Regions from separate parts of the Homo sapiens genome. Here region 1 is linked to region 2. Evidence: read pairs that join two places in POLR2A ChIA-PET (ENCODE). Cell type or tissue: K562. All regions are shown on one strand. Links, peaks and the distances in the headings refer to the core of each region. The heading gives the core; the rest is flanking DNA.

Region 1 (8,244 bases), core at 748-3,247, 85 kb before region 2:
GTTGTTGTTGTTTTTTGAGACAGGGTCTCACTCTGTCACCCAGGCTGGAGTGCAGTGGCACGGTCTTGGCTCACTGCAACCTCCACCTCCCAGGTTCAAGTGATTCTCGTGTCTCAGCCTCCTGTATAGCTGGGATTACAGGCGTTAGCCACCACACCCAGCTAATTTTTGTATTTTTGGTAGAGATGGGGTTTCGCTGTTTTGGCCAGGCTGGTCTCAAACTTCTGAGCTCAGGTGATCTGCCCGCTTCAGCCTCCCAAAGTGCTGGGATTTCAGGCCTAAGCCACCGCTCCCAGACCCCACTACCCATTTTCATGTACAAGTTCTTTTTTATTTTTATTTGATTCTTCATCAATCAACTTGAACAAATTCTTTTAATACTGTGTGTGTGTGTGTGTGTGTGTGTGTCCCAAGGAAAGTAGGCTCTGGGCCATTGCTACCATCCCCTGCAGCCTTGTGCCTGTCCTAAGGTCACAGTCTTCGGAACAGAGCCTTCTACCTAGAGCGCCTAGACATACCTGCCTGCCTGCCCGCCTGCCTGCCTGCCTGCCTGCCTCGGATGACCCTAGTGAAAGCAGAGTCTCTCCTGGGCAGGATTCAAGGCATCACATCTGTCAAATAAAAGGATGGTCCTAGGTCATTTCTATGGCACCTTGCGGCTCTTTCAGTTATCCTCAAGAAAGACCCAAGAATATAAGCAATGTTTAAGCAATAGCAGTAGAGCCACAATCCAGCTGTTTCCATTTGTAGATGATTGTCACAGAGAGTGAATGCCTGGGTCTGAATTAATCCATCCAGTCTCTAATGCTCCCAAGTAATCCCCATTCTTCTGCCAATCCCGTTAGTATTTCCCCCCTATTCAAAGAGTCTCCTCTCTAAACAAAACCAGACATCACTCTCTGCTTACCTGGGTGCAGGCTCCTGTTCTTATCCCCAGGTGTTCCTGACCTGGAAACCTTTCATTGCTTAATTTTGTTGTTTTTCTCCCCGCCCCGACGGCTGGTTCTTCGTTGGCTTGACTGTTTCCTTAATCTTTGAGTCAGGAGGTTGCTTCTGGAGGTTTCTGAAAGGCATTTTGTTCATTCATTAACAAGTACAGATGCTCCTTGATGTACAATGGGGTTACATTCTGATAAACCCATAATATGTTGAAAATATGTCAAAAATGCATTTGCGGAGGCCGGGCATGGTGGTTCATGCCTGTAATCCCAGCACTTTAGGAGGCTGAGGTGGGGGGATTACCTGCGAGCAGGAGTTCGAGACCAGCCTGGCTAACATGGTGAAACCCTGTCAACTAAAAATACAAAAGTTAACTGGGTGTGGTGGTGTGCACCTGTAGTCCCAGCTACTCGGGAGGCTGAGGCACAAAAATCACTTAAACTCGGGAGGCAGAGGTTGCAGTGAGGCGAGATTGTGCCACTGCACTTCAGCCTGGGCAATAGAGCGAGACTGTGTCTTAAAAAAAAAAAAAAAAAAAAAAAAAAAAAAAAAAAAACAACGGAAAATGCATTTACTACACCTAAGCTACCAGCCATTATAGCTTAGCCCAGCCTACCTTAAATGTGCACAGAACACTTTCATTACCATACGGTGGGGCAAAATCATCTAACACAAAGCCTATTTTACGATAAAGTTATTATAAAGAATTTTGAATCAAAATTCGAAATTTGAAGTGTGGTTTCTACTGAATGTGTGTCGCTTTCCTACCATAACATCAAAAAATCGTAAGTCAAACCGTCATAAACTGGGACCATTTGAAATTGCTAGATATACCCAATAGTATCTTTCACCACAGCTGCACAAAGGGGACCTTCCTACCTGGAAGCTCATGTTTTACTCATTCGGCAAACATTGGCCACCTGCTATGTGGCTAGGAACAAGGAATACAAAATAAATCTATTACAGCTTCAGCATTCCAGAGGGTCAGTTAACTGGATGAAACAGACATGAGCAACTGACAATGATACAGTGATGGGGATGTGTATAGCAGGCTAGAACATAGATGACAGAACAATTCTACATAAGAAGAGAAATGGAGACATCTCGAGTCACAGATGATCTTAATCTAGAGCTTAAAGCCAACGTTCAAGTTTGCTGGGCAAAGTGGTGAGGAAGGGCATTATAGATAGAAGGAACAGCTGCACAAAGGCATGAACGTGAATGGCATTTTCCAGCACCATTTTCAATAAAAATGTACTTATGGAGCTGCTTGTATACTCTATCCATACAACTTACTCCATTAAAAGTTGATAAAAGTCCGGGCACAGTGGCTCACGCCTGTAATCCCAGCATTTTGGGAGACCAAGGCGGGTGGATCACCTGAGGTCAGGAGTTTGAGACCATCCTGGCCAACATGGTGAAACCCCATCTCTACTAAAAATACAAAAATAACCTGGGTGTAGTGGCAGGCGCCTGTAATCCCAGCTACTCGGGAGGCTGAGGCAGGAGAATCTCTTGAACCCGGGAGGCGGAGGTTGCAGTGAGCTGAGATTGCACTGCTGCCCTCCAGCCTGGGCGATAAGAGCAAGACTCTATCTCAAAAAAAAAAATTTTTTTTTTTGATAAAAGCCTGGGCAACATAACGAGACCCCCATCTCTACAAAAAATTTAAAAATTATCTGGGTGAGGTGGTGCATGTCTGTAGTCCCAGCTACTCAGGAGGCCAAGGTGGGAGGATGGCTTGAGCCCAGTAGCGCAAGGCTGCAGTGAGCTATGATTGTGCCACTGCATTCCAGTCTAGATCACAGAATGAGACCCCATGTCTTTAAAAAAAAAAAAAAAGTTGATTAAAAATAACAAAAAGCATTTGCCCACTTAAAAATCATCAGACGCTATCATATTGAACTTAAGATATATCATCTTCCCTTCCTTTCATCATGTATCACATTCCTCGAAAATACAATCTTCTAAAGCTATCTGGAACAAACAGATGCAAAATGTCAAACAATTCTGCTGAAACAGAGATGGAACTCGGTGAGCCTCCTCAAGTGTCCTCTTTGCAATGGCTTTACACAGAGCAGTTTTGACCCTGCTTTCTAGGTAGCATTTGACTGCTTTTATTTCCCAGAAATGTATCAGTTCCCTGAGTCAGTGTTATTGGGCATTTGAAATATTTTCCAGTGGGCAAATCTGTCTTTGGATCTGACTGCAGTAGTTCTTAACCAGTTTCTGAGTCCCAAACCTCTTTGACAATCTGATGGAAACTCTGGACTCCTTCCTCCAGAAAAATTCATATGTGCAAATACACATCAAAATTTGCCTCTGATTTCAGTGGGTTTATGATCACCTGAAACCAATTTATGAATCCTGTAAGGGCCTGTAGTCCCTAGATTAATAACTCCTTATTTATTCTTTAAAAGAGAGGGTCTCACTCTGTCACCCAGGCTGGAAGGCAGTGCCATCATCATGGCTGACTTCAGCCTCGAACTCCTGGGCTCAAGCAATCCTCCCACCTCAGTCTCCCAAGTACCTGGGACTACAGGCATGTGCCACCAAACATACCTGGCTAAATTTTTTTATTTTTTATACACACAGGGTCTCACTCTGTCGGCCAGGCTAGTCGCCTCAAGTGGTCCTCCTGCTTTAGCCTCCCAAAAGGGCTAAGATTACAGGCATGAGCCACCGCACTCAGCCCAAGAACCGTTTTTTTTTTTTTTTTTTGAGACGGAGTCTTGCAGTGTCGCCCAGGCTGGAGTACAACGGCACCGTCTCGGCTCACAGCAACTTCCACCTCCCAGATTCAAGCGATTCTCCTGCCTCAGCCTTCCGAGTAGCTGGGATTACAAGCGTGCCACATCACACCCAGCTAAGTTTTGTATTTTTAGTAGTTAGTGGAGATGATATTTCACCATGTTGGCCAGACTGGTCTCGAACTCCTGACCTCAAGTGATCCGCCTGCCTCTGCCTCCCAAAGTGCTGTGATTTCAGGCATGAACCACCATGCCTGGCCCCAATAATTTTTTCTAAAGGAAATTATCAAGCAAATGATGTCGAGCATATCCTGCATGTATGTGTTCAGGATCCAGGACAATAACAACCCTTTTGAAAGGTAGCAGGTGTGCTGAAAAGAGGAAGACTATGACCCACGGAGGCCCACACTCTATCCAGCCTCCACCATATCACCAGCCGGTGCTGAAGCAAGATACTAAAATTCTCCAAGCCTTGCTTTGCTTATCTGTAAAATGGAAATAATACTTCTCCCTGAAAGTTATTGGTGAGGCTTAAATCATGAATGTAGATTTAGCATTCCAATACAGCAAGCTCTTGGTAAATGGCAGTTCTTATTAGTATGTGTGTGATTGCCTTGGCTCCAAAAGCTCCTAGTGAAGCTTCTTATCCTGAGAAAATCTGGGATTTTGTGCAGAGGGTCCCTGGTGGGAGTGGACAGTTATAGTGAATGCCTCTTGAGAGCACATTTCTGTTCCTGAGCTGGTGCCTCTGAGGCCAGTGGCCAGATCATATTAACCTTTAAAATCTTCTCTGTCTAGGATCTAGGCTTCTTTTGCTTTTCATCTGAGCATCAAGTTGTTTTTTGTTGTTGTTGTTGTTTTCCAGATGGAGTCTTGCTCTGACACCCAGGCTGGAGTATAGCAGCACGATCTCGGCTCACGTGCAACCTGCAACCTCCGCCTCCTGGGTTCAAGCGATTCTCCTGCCTCAGCCTCCCGAGTAGCTCAGACAGACTGCAGGCACGTGCCACCATGCCCGGCTAATTTTTGTATTTTTAGTAGAGACAGGGTTTCACCATGTTGGCCAGGCTGGTCTCGAACTCCTGACTTCATATGATCCACCTGCCTCAGCCTCCCAAAGTGCTGGGATTACAGGCATGAGCCACCGCACCAGGCCTTTGTTTCTGTTTTTGAGACAGGGTCTTGTTCTGTTGCCCAGGCTGGGGTGCAGTGGTGCAATCATAGTTCAGGGAAGCCTTGATCTCCTCAGCTCAAGCAATCCTCCCACCTCAGCCTCCTGAGTAGCTGAGATTACAGGCGCATGCCACCAAACCTGGCTAATTTTTATATTTTTAGTAGAGACAGGGTTTCACTATGTTGGCCAGACTGGTCTTGAACTCTTGACCTCAAGTGATCTCCCCACCTGGGCCGCCCCCTAAAGTGCTGGGATTACAGGCGCAGTGACATTAAACAAACTGGAAACTTCATGAATCATTCTTCTCTTTTTTTTGAGACGGAGTTTCACTCTTGTTGCCCAGGCTGGAGTGCAATGGCGCGATCTCAGCTCACCACAATCTCCGCCTCCTGGGTTCAAGCGATTCTCCTGCCTCAGCCTCCCGAGTAGTTGGGAATATAGGCATGCACCACTACGCCTGGCTAATTTTTGTATTTTTTAGTAGAGATGGGTTTTCTCCATGTTAGCCAGGCTGGTCTCGAACTCCTGACCTCAAGTGATCCGCCAGCCTCAGCCTCCCAAACTGCTGGGATTACAGGCATGAGCCATCGCGCCCAGCCAGACATTCTTGTACTCATCAAGAAGAATGGGATTTGAGTGCCCAGCTCTTGCAAATATTCACCATAGTTCCTGCTGGCAAGGAGGTGACCCAATTCTCTAGTCGTACAGTTGTGCAGAACCCGTAACCAAATCATTGCCCTATGCATCTGCAGAGTATTTAAATCAAACTCATCCTTCTGCTGAGTCCTGGCGAGGCTCTAATCTTACTTTGATTGTGCAAAAATAAAACCAAGTATGTGGTTCAATGTGACAAAGATTCCCCTACTACCAAGAAAGGGGTGGGGAGCTGTACCTCATTACTTAAATACGTTCACAGAAACAAATTAAATTAATTTGAGGTTTAACGGCATCCGGTTTGTGTGAGGGAGGGATGCTAGGTAATTATTAGTTACTATTCCTGCTTAGTGAACATGACGAAGGTTTTTCAAGGAGAGAGATCTCCAATCCAGGTTCCTGCCCTTTTTTTCTGGTGCCTGCATCGTGCTGATAGCCAACACCGTCTGTGTGTCTGTCTGTTTAGCCTGCATCAATCCTCTATCTGCCTAGGACTTCTCTGAACCTAGTCCTACCTAGGACTTAGTCCATAGAATGGCTTTAAGATTTTGATTTTTTTCTTCCCAGGAACCATATTCTAGAAAGCACAATTTTGTTATTTGTATGCAACTATTAGTAATATTAATTCATTGTTCCTCTCTTTGTACTGTAGAATAGTAAGCAAACTGTTTTGTTTGTTTGTTTTTGGTTTTTTTTTTGAGACAGGGTCTTTCCCTGTTGCCCAGGCTAGAGTGCAGTGGTGCGATCATAGCTCACTGCAGTCTCCACTTCCTGGGCTTGACTGATCCTCCAGCCTCAGGCTCCCAATCCTGAGATCACAGGTGTGCACCATCATGCCTGGCTAATTAAAAAAAAAAATTTTTTTTTCTAGAGACAGGTTCTCCCTATGTTGCCCAGGCTGGTCTCAAACCCATGGGCTCAAGCAGTCCTCCTGCCTCAGCCTCCCAAAGTGCTGGGATTATAGGTGTGAGCCACTGCACCTGGCCACAAACATTAAGAACCTCCTATGTATCAGGCAATGTGGTAACATGCAAGGAATTTTAAAAGATCAACAAGATATAGTCCCTGTATTTTGTGGTTCACTTCTAGTCATGGAGCCCATCACATAAATGCATCATTAAAACAATGTATAGGCTGGGCACGGTGGCTCACGCCTGTAATCCCAGCACTTTGGGAGGCCGAGGCAGGCAGATCTAGAGGTCAGGAGATTGAGATCATCCTGGCTAACACGGTGAAAGCCCATCTCTACTAAAAATACAAAAAATTAGCCGGGCATGGTGGCACACGCCTGTAGTCCCAGCTACTCGGGAAGCTGAGGCAGGAATATCACTTGAACCCAGGAGGCAGAGGTTGTAGTGAGCCGAGATCACACCACTGCACCCCAGCCTGGGCGACAGAGCGAGATTCTGTCTCAGAAAAACAAACAACAACAACAACAAAAATTAGCCAGGCGTGGTGGCAGGTGCCTATAATCCCAGTTACACGGGAGGCTGAGGCAGGAGAATTGCTTGAACCCCAGAGGCAGAAGTTGCCGTGAGACAAGATTGTGCCACTGCACTCCCGACAGAGCGAGAGAGACTCCGTCTCAAAAAAAAAAAGAAAAAGAAAAAAAGGAAAGAAAAAGAAAAAAAAAAGTAAAAATGAGGCAGAAGGGTCCAACTGAACCATCCCTTTCTCTGTGGACATCAATATGCCTTGGATATGGGCATACAAAGGGAAGTGTTTGGCGGGTTCACCAGGATGATATGCGGAAAGTAACTTCATGTTTGGTGTTTTTGCTGCTTATCTAGACAGTTTCTAAAGAGATTTAAAAATTAACAGTGGTTAATTCAGGAACCTTACCAATTTAAATATACTTGGGACGTATCTTTGGTAACTTTATTTCTTGTAAGGCAGCCCCAACCTTTGCTATTTAAAAGGCTTGAGCAGTTCTGTCTCTACAAGCCGCATGTATTTCTGCTGTGAGTTTTCATCTCGGGTTGTCAATTAGAGGTATAATCATTTTAGACATCGCAATCTGCTCAGAGAGCAAGGCCTGTGATGTCTTCTCTGAGTGCAGGATGAGGGCTGCCGTGCCTCTCTTTAATAAGTGAGAGTCCTCAGAATCAAATGGGAAAACAGTTTTATTTTTCACTAAAGAAAGACTGTACTTACTTTAGTTGAATTTATAGATTATGGTTGAATTCTCAATTCATTGACAAAAATTAAGGTTTAAATGTTAATTGTGACAAGCCACCATGCATCGGAATGGAATATTTTTATAATAACGGGCTGGTCTTAGGAGAATGCTTACCTCGCAAACGGGGTGAGGATTGTAGGATGTTTCATGGAATCTGTTGGACTAACACATCTTTCCCCGAAGGAGTTTCTGCTCCTTAAATGCAATCCTTTGCAGAATAATTTTTATGTAAGTGGGAGGAGAAAGGAAGTGAGTGGGGGTTGGTACCAACAGTGAATGACTTTAAAAAGATATAAACCTACCGTTGCTTAGAATATGGTATTTGGGGCTGGACACAGTGGCTCATGCCTGTAATCCCAACACTTTAAGAGGCCGAGGCGGACAGATCACCTGAGATCAGGAGTTCAAGACCAGCCTGGCCAACATGGCGAAACCCCATCTCTACAAAGATACAAAAAATTAGTCAGGCATGTGCCTGTAATCCCAGCTACTCAGGAGGCTGAGGCAGGAGAATCACTTGAACCCAGGAGGCAGAGGTTGCAGTGAGC
Region 2 (8,244 bases), core at 3,061-5,560:
TTCCTTTCTCTCTTAAGAATGAATTGGGGGATCAACAACCCGAATATAAAAGCTAAAACCGGACAACGCTTAGAGGAAAACACAGGGGCAAATTTTCAAGACCTCGAATGTGGCGATGGTTTTTTTGTTTTTGTTTTTGTTTTTTTATTATACTTTAAGTTTTAGGGTACATGTGCACATTGTGCAGGTTAGTTACATATGTATACATGTGCCGTGCTGGTCCTTTGCAGGGACATGGATGAAATTGGAAATCATCATTCTCAGTAAACTATCACAAGAACAAAAAACCAAACATCGCATATTCTCACTCATAGGTGGGAACTGAACAATGAGATCACATGGACACAGGAAGGGGAATATCACACTCTGGGGACTGTGGTGGGGTGGGGGGAGGGGGGAGGGATAGCATTGGGAGATATACCTAATGCTAGATGACGAGTTAGTGGGTGCAGCGCACCAGCACGGCGATGGTTTTTTTAAAGATGACACCAGAAGCACAAACAACAAGAGAAAAAAATAGATAGATTGGATTCAGCAAAATTAACTCTTGTGCATCAAAGAACATTATCAAGGCCAGACACGGTGGCTCACGTCTGTAATCCCAGTACTTTGGGAAGCTGAGGCGGGCAGATCACCTGAGGTCAGGAGTTCGAGATCAGCCTGTCCAACATGGCGAAACCCCGTCTCTACTAAAAATACAAAAATTAGACAAGCACAGTGCCAAGCTTGTGCCTGTAGTCCCAGCACTTTGGGAAGCAGAGGCAGGAGGATTGCCTGAGCCCAGGAGTTCGAGACCAGCCTGGGCAACACGGCAAGTCCCCATCTCTACAAAAAATACAAAAATTAAGGAGGTGCTGTGGTGCCTGACAGTAGTCTCAGCTACTTGGGAGTCTGAGATGGGAGGATCGCTTGAGCCTGGAAGGTTGAGGGGCTGCCGTGAGCCATGATTGTGCCACTGCATTCCAGCCTGGGCAACCGAGTGAGATCATGTCTCAAAAATAAATAAATAAATAAATGGCAAAAGACTTAAACAGACATTTCTCCAAGGAAGATAAACAAGTACCAACAAGCACATGGCAAAGTCCTCAGCATCATCAGTCATTAGGAAAATGCAAATCAAAATCACAGTGAGATGCCACTTCACATCCACTAGTATGACTATGACTTTTTTTTAGTCCAATCAACATGTTTATTAAGCAACTACGTACTAAATATTTAGGAGTACCATATCCCATTTCTTTTTTTTATTTATAACTTTCATTTTAGGTTCAGAGGTTTATGTGCAAGTCTCTTACGTAGGTAAATTGCGTGTCACGGGGGTTTGGTGTACAGAGTATTTTGTCACCCAGGCAATAAGGATAGTACCCCATAGGTACTTTTTTTTTTTTTTTTTTGAGATGGCATCTCCCTCTGTCGCCCAGGCTGAAGTACAATGGCACCATATCAGGTCACTGCAACCCCCGCCTCCCGGGTTCAAGCGATTCTCCTGCCTCAGCCTCCCAAGTAGCTGGGATTACCGGGATGCGCCACCATGCATGGCTAATTTTGTAATTTTTTTAGTAGAGACGGGGTTTCACCATGTTGGTCAGGCTGGACTCGAACTCCTGACCTCAAGTGATCCACCCGCCTCGGCCTCCCAAAGTGCTGGGATTACAAGAATAAGTCACCGCACCTGGCACCATAGGTACTATTTTTTGGACCGCACCCTCCTCCCGCCCTCCACCCTCAGGTAGGCCTCGGTATCTATTGTTTCCTTCTTTGTGTCTATGTGGACTCAGTGTTTAGCTCCCACCTATAAATGAAAATATGCAGTATTTGTTTTTCTGTTCCTGCGTTAGTTTGCTTAGGATAATGGCCTCCAGCTCCACCCATGTTACTGCAAAGGACATGATCTTGCTCACTTTTTTTTTTTTTTTGAGACGGAGTCTCCCTCTGTCGCCCAGGCTGGAGTGCAGTGGCGTGATCTTGGCTCACTGCTAGCTCTGCCTCCCTGGTTCATGCCATTCTCCTGCCTCAGCCTCCCAAGTAGCTGGGACTACAGGAGCCTGCCACCACGCCTGGCTAATTTTTTTGTATTTTTTAGTAGAGACGGGGTTTCACCGTGTTAGCCAGGATGGTCCCGATATTCTGACCTCGTGATCCGCCCGCCTCGGCCTCCCAAAGTGCTGGGATTACAGGCGTGAGTCACTGCATCCGGCCTGTCTATTCCATGGTATATATGTACCACGTTTTCTTTGTCCAGTCTACCACTGATGGGCATTTAGGTTGATTACATGGATGACTACAATTTTTACAAATGGAAATAATACGTGTCAGTGAGAATGTGGAGAAATTAGACCCCTTGTGGCAGTTCCTCAAACAGCTAAATGTAGAATTATCATACGACCTAGAAAGTCCACTCTTAGATAAATATGCAAAAGAATTCAAAACAGGCACTCACAAAATATATGTGCACATATGTTCACAGCAGCATTATTCACAATAGCCAAACAGTGGAAACAAACCAAATGTCCATCAATGAATGAATGGACAAAGAAATTGTGGTATATCCATACAATGGATTATCATTCTATTTATTTTTTTTGAGACAAAGTCTCACCCTGTCGCCCAGGTTGGAATGCAGTGGTACAACCTCGGCTCACTGCAGCCTCGGCCTCCCAGGTTCAGGCGATTCTCCTGCCTCAGCCTCCTGAGTAGCTGAGATTACAGGCGCCCACCTCCACGCCTGGCTAATTTTTTGTATTTTTAGTAGACATGGGGTTTCACCGTGTTGGCCAGGCTGGTTTTGAACTCTTGACCTCAAGTGATCCGCCCGCCTCGGCCTGGGATTACAGGCATGAGCCACCGCACCTGGCCAGATTATTATTCAGCCTTAAGAAGGAATGAAGTGTTGGTACAAGATACAGCATGGATGAACTTTGAAAATGTTATGTTAAGTAAAAGAAGCCAGATGCAAAAGGTTACACATTGTGTGATTCCATTCATATGAAATATTTAGAATAGGTAAAGCCACAGAGGCAGAAGTCTGATTGGTGGTAACCAGGAGCCAGGGGAGAAATTGTTTATTGGGTAGTAGGCTTCCTTTTGGGCTGATGAAGACGTTCTGAAACTAGATAGAGACTATAGTTGCACAACATTCTGAGTGCACTAAATGCCACTGGATTGTTGGCTTAAAGCAGTTAATTTTATGTTATGTAAATTTCACCTCAATTTATTTACACGTAGTTAAGATTTAATAACTTTCAAAAAAGTCAATGACATTTAAATATGCATCATTGATGAAGGAGTTTAGTCCATTTTCGTCATAGGACTACATACAGTTGAGCTTTACGGCTTATACAGGCCAGCCAAGGTGGCTCACACCTGTAATCCCAGCACTTTGGGAGGCTGAGGCAGGCGGATCACCCGAGGTCAGGAGTTCGAGAGCAACCTGGCCAACGTGATGAAACCCTGTCTCTACTAAAAATACAAAAGATTAGCCAGGTGTGGTGGCGCACACCTGTAATCCCAGCTACTTGGGAGGCTGAGGCAGGAGAATTGCTTGAACCCGGGAGGTGGAGGTTGCAGTGAGCTGAGATCGTGCCACTGCATTCCAGCCTGGGTGACAGAGTGAGACTCTGACTCAAAAAAATAAAAATAAAAATAAAAATAAAAGGTTTATACAACGTATGATCTTGGTATCAAGTGAATAAAAATGTAAATTTCACGTCAATTCTTAAAAAGTGAATTGAGGATGTAGAGGGTGGAGACAGGGGGATGATGGATGCCAGGAAGCACGTCCTCCAGGCAGTTTCTCCCTCTAGATGCAGAGGCCATCTCTGAACTCAAGGACAGCACAAAGGACTCCTAGGGTTCACCCACCCAGCCACCCACTTTACAGATGGGAAAGTCAAGGCCAGAGAGGGCGGGGACTTGCCCAAGGCTACATGTCGCATGGGAAGCCACAGAGGAGTTACAGCGAGGGCTTCAGGGCTTGAGGCTGGCACTGAGCCATGACACTACATGGCCATGGGGGCTGCAGGGGGCCCATGGCTGTGATCAGAATAGTAAAGTCCAAGTTAACATGGGCCTTCCAGCCTGAACATGTGGAAGGGACAGTGTCATCAACCCATTGGTTATCCCAGTTCATCCAAGCCAAAGGCTCTGTATGAGTCAACCCAGGTCTTCCTTGACCGTCGGCCCCTCCATGAAGGCAGTTGTAGCTTTAAAAGGAAAACTCATTACCCAGCTGTTCTATTTCTGCCCACAGCCTTCACCGCTGGGTTGAGGTCATCAGTTTCCCCACAAGGGTAATGGGAGGAAGGCGAATGTCTTAGATGCCCCCTGAGGGACCCAGGAGTGCCCAGTCAGGCCCTGGAAGGAGAGGCCAGCTAAGCTCCTGGACCCCTGAGGGCTTCTCTTCTTTTTTAAGGTTTTGCTGACCCAGACCTGTTAGGCAGGTATAAAAGGGGATGGCCAGGCTCGGCCAGTCACCCAGTCTCTTCCAGTGTGGTCTCAGGTAGGAACCTAGGGGATGCTGGGGAAGATGGGAACGGGGAGGGCTTGCAGTGGAGGAGAACTGGTGGGAGGAGAGTAGAGGTGATGATAAGAGCTGAGCTGGGCGGGGGAGGGGATGAGCATTTTGCGAGCACCTGCCTGCCCCAGGGGCTGTAGAGACAGCATCTCATTTAATCCTCCAAGTTGCCCAGTGTGGTGGTTCATGCCTGTAATCCTAGCATTTTGGGAGGCTGAGGCAGGAGGATCTCTTGAGACCAGGAGTTCAAGACCAGCCTGGGCAACATAGCAAGACACTGTCCCTACAAAAACGTTAAAAATTAGCAGGGCATGGTGGCATGCACCTGTAGTCTCAGCTCCTTGGGAGACTGAGGTGGGAGGATCACTTGTGCCCAGGAGTTGGAGGCTGCAGTGAGCTATGATCGCACCACTCTACTCCAGCCTGGGCCACAGAGTCAGACCCTGTCTCAAAAACAAAACAAAACAAAACAAAAACCTCCCCCAAGTGATCTGTGTTGCATGCCCGCTGGATGTACAGTTGAGGGGACTAGTCTGGAGAGCTGCTAGGACTCCCATGTATCCACAAGTGAGACAGGGGAAACCAGGATTCAAACCCAGATCAGCCTCCTTCCCCTGCACCACCTGCCTTCCTTGGTGCGTGATGCTGGATTCATGGGTTCTATCCCTACTCTGTCCTTCCCTTGGTCTGCAAACCATCATCTTTCCCTCTGAAGAGTCTCAGCTTTTGCATTCCACGAGCTACATTGTCTATATGTTTTGTGGTTCATGATTTATTTAGGTCGGTCTTGGTTATCAAAGATACCCGAGAAGAGCCATTGCCTGGAGGGACAGGGGGGTTTTGCATTCAGGGAGGCCTGGAAGTGGGGAGTCATTAGCAAGCAGGAGGCTGGCAGCCACTAAAAGGGATGGAACCTGGTGTCAGAGACCTGCACGTCCCTCAGGGCAGCTCCTGGCTGGAGGGGCCTGTGCCCTAAACCACCAGGCCCACGCAACAGCAGTGATACCTTAGCTTGCTGTTCACGGCAGAACCATCATTAAAAAAACAATACAAAGGCCTGGCACAGTGGCTTATACCTGCAAACCCAGCACTTTGGGAGGCCAAGGCAGGTGGATCACTTGAGGTCAGGAGATCAAGACCAGCCTGGCCAACATGGTGAAACCCTGTCTCTACTAAAAATACAAAAATTAGCTGGGTGTGGTGGTGGGCGCCTGTAATCCCAGCTACTCAGGAGACTGAAGCAGGAGAATTGCTTGAGCCCAGGAGGGGCAGAGGTTGCAATGAGCTGAGATCACGCCACTGTACTCCAGACTGGGTGACAAGAGCAAAACTCCTTCTGAAAAAACAAACAAACAAACAAACAAAAAATACAAGGGCCTGGCACAGCGGCTTATACGTGCAAATTCAGCACTTTGGGAGGGCGAGGTGGTAGGATTGCTTGAGGCCAGGAGTTCAAGGCTTCACGGAGCTATGATTGCATCACTGCACTCCAGCCTGGGTGACAGAATGAGACCCTGTTCTAAATAAATAAATAAATAAAGTCAAGCAGCCTAATTGGTATAAACAAAGGCAACTTTCTTGCCTCCCCTACCCCCATTAGAGCAATTGAGAAACCCAGTTCTCAAATGTGGGCGATGTTTTGTTTTAGTGGCAAGTCGAATGTGTCTTCGCCTGACTGCTGGCACGTGCATTTCTCTTTTTCTTTTCTTTTCTTTTTTCTTGTTAGACAGGGTCTTGTTCTATCACCCAGGCTGGAGCACAGTGGTGCAATCTCAGCTCACTGCAAGCTCCGCCTCCCGGGTTCTCGCCATTCTCCTGCCTCAGCCTCCGGAGTAGCTGGGACTACAGGCGCGTGCCATCGCGCCCGGCTAATTTTTTGTATTTTTAGTAGAGATGGGGTTTCCCTGTATTAGCCAGGATGGTCTCGATCTCCTGACCTCGTGATCCACCCATCTCGGCCTCCCAATGTGCTGGGATTACAGGTGTGAGCCACCGCGCCCGGCCAGGCACTGGTATTTTTAAATTTTCTTTTCTTTTCTTGAGACAGCGTCTCGCTCCATTGCCCAGGCTAGAGTGCAGAGGCACAATCAGAGCTCATTACAGCCTTGACCTTCCCAGTTCAAGCAATCCTCCTGCCTCAGTTTCCCAAGTAGCTGGAACCACAGGCACACACCACCACACCTGGCTAACTTTCTAATTTTTATTTTATTTCATTTCATTTCATTTCATTTCATTTCATTTTATTTTATTTTATTTTATTTTATTTTATTTTATTTTATTTTAATTTTATTTTATTTTATTTTGAGACAGAGTCTCACTCTGACCCCCAGGCTGGAGTGCAGTGGCACAATCTCGGCTCACTGCAACCTCTGCTTCCAAGGTTGAAGTGATTCTCATGCCTCAGCCTCCCGAGTAGCTGGGACTACAGGCACATACCACCAGGCTCGGCTAATTTTTTTGAATTTTTAGTAAAGATGGGCTTTTGCCATGTTGACCAGGCTGGTCTCGAACTCCTGGCCTCAAGTGAGCCACCCATCTCGGCCTCCCAAAATGCTGAGATTACAGGCGTGAGCCACAGCAGCCTGCCTAACCTTCTAATTTTTATAGAGACAGGGTCTCGGTACGTTGCTCAGGCTGGTCTTGAACTCCTGGCCTCGAGCAATCCTCCTGCCTCAGCCTCCTAAAGTGCTGGAATTACAGCCGTGAGCCACCTCCACCCAGCCAATCACCGGTATTTTCATATCAAATTACAGTAGTTGCAGACATCTCAAAATATAATTAATTCTTACTGCTGCTCCAAAACTATAGTACTTGTGAGACCTGCTGCTAGATTATGTTATTTGATGCATTTATAAAGAGGCACATCTATTACTAGATCATGCATTTTTAATATTTTATTAATTATATTTTAATGTCATGTATTTCCTTGGTAATCCTACATATTTTATTGCTTGAATTTGAAACATTTTGTCCAATAGGACCACAGGTATCGCCAGACAACCAAAGAGGTCCCTGGCCCATGAGGGCACAAGACCCCTGCCCACCTCCTCTCCTTTCTTGTTTCTGTGCAACAGCCGAGCTTTCCGGGCTAGGATGGCGGGGGCGGGTGACGCAGAAAAAAAGTTCCAGCCAGAACTCTCTACGCCAGGCCCCATAGGAAGACAAGAGGAGGAGAAAGCGCCTGGCTATGCCTCAGTGGCTTGCCTGTTGTGACTCAGCTTCTTTTGGAAAAACTGGGGGTGTTGGCAGGAGAGACTGTAGGCGCAGTACAGCGAGGGCCCAGCGCACAATTAGGAGTCCCTCATCTAAAGGCTGAGGCTGTACCCTTGGCCTTGAGAAATGCATTGCTGGCAAAGAGGCTCAGAACCACACCCTCCCTGAAACTTCGAGAAGGTTCTTCAACCCCAAGACGAACTGGGGAGGCCCCTGATTTCTGTCTTTGTTCCCTTGAGCCTCCAGTTCCCCTCCTTCCTGGGGATTCAGTGAAACTGTTTGGGGTTTGGGAATTGAGAGACCCAGACTGTCCTCGTTTTAGGAGAGATAATAATTGACCCAGGCAGTCATTTTGTACTAGGGACCGCTGGATGTCTGGTGAAGCCTGTGGACTCCGCTCAGATTAGTGTTTTTAAATGAATAAAATAGGCCGGGCATGGTGACTCATGCCTGTAATCCTAGCACTTTGGGAAGCTGAGGCAGGTGGATCACTTGAGGTCAGGAGTTCAAAACCAGCC

What was found. ChIA-PET counts read pairs that join two places held together with the same protein. Peaks named below come from ENCODE experiments on the same cell type or tissue, not always from the same donor. Only the 100,000 strongest peaks of a DNase experiment are listed, where the experiment ranks them.
Region 1: POLR2A ChIA-PET joins it to region 2 with 5 read pairs; 5 of 35 experiments call an interaction of 5 or more read pairs at or near these places.

The regions. Positions count from the first base shown.
Region 1 is chr7:99,145,254-99,153,497 of GRCh38, forward strand. It overlaps a transcript of KPNA7 not described here. Among named protein-coding and RNA genes, the nearest start is that of SMURF1, 5.3 kb to the left of the region's middle. RefSeq lists a silencer at 6,399-6,620. In K562, for the core only: no CTCF peak of the experiment used is centred there; no DNase peak of the experiment used is centred there.
Region 2 is chr7:99,228,382-99,236,625 of GRCh38, forward strand. No RefSeq gene overlaps it. Among named protein-coding and RNA genes, the nearest start is that of KPNA7, 24 kb to the left of the region's middle. In K562, for the core only: no CTCF peak of the experiment used is centred there; a DNase peak (open chromatin) is centred at 4,568; H3K27me3 peaks cover 357 bases.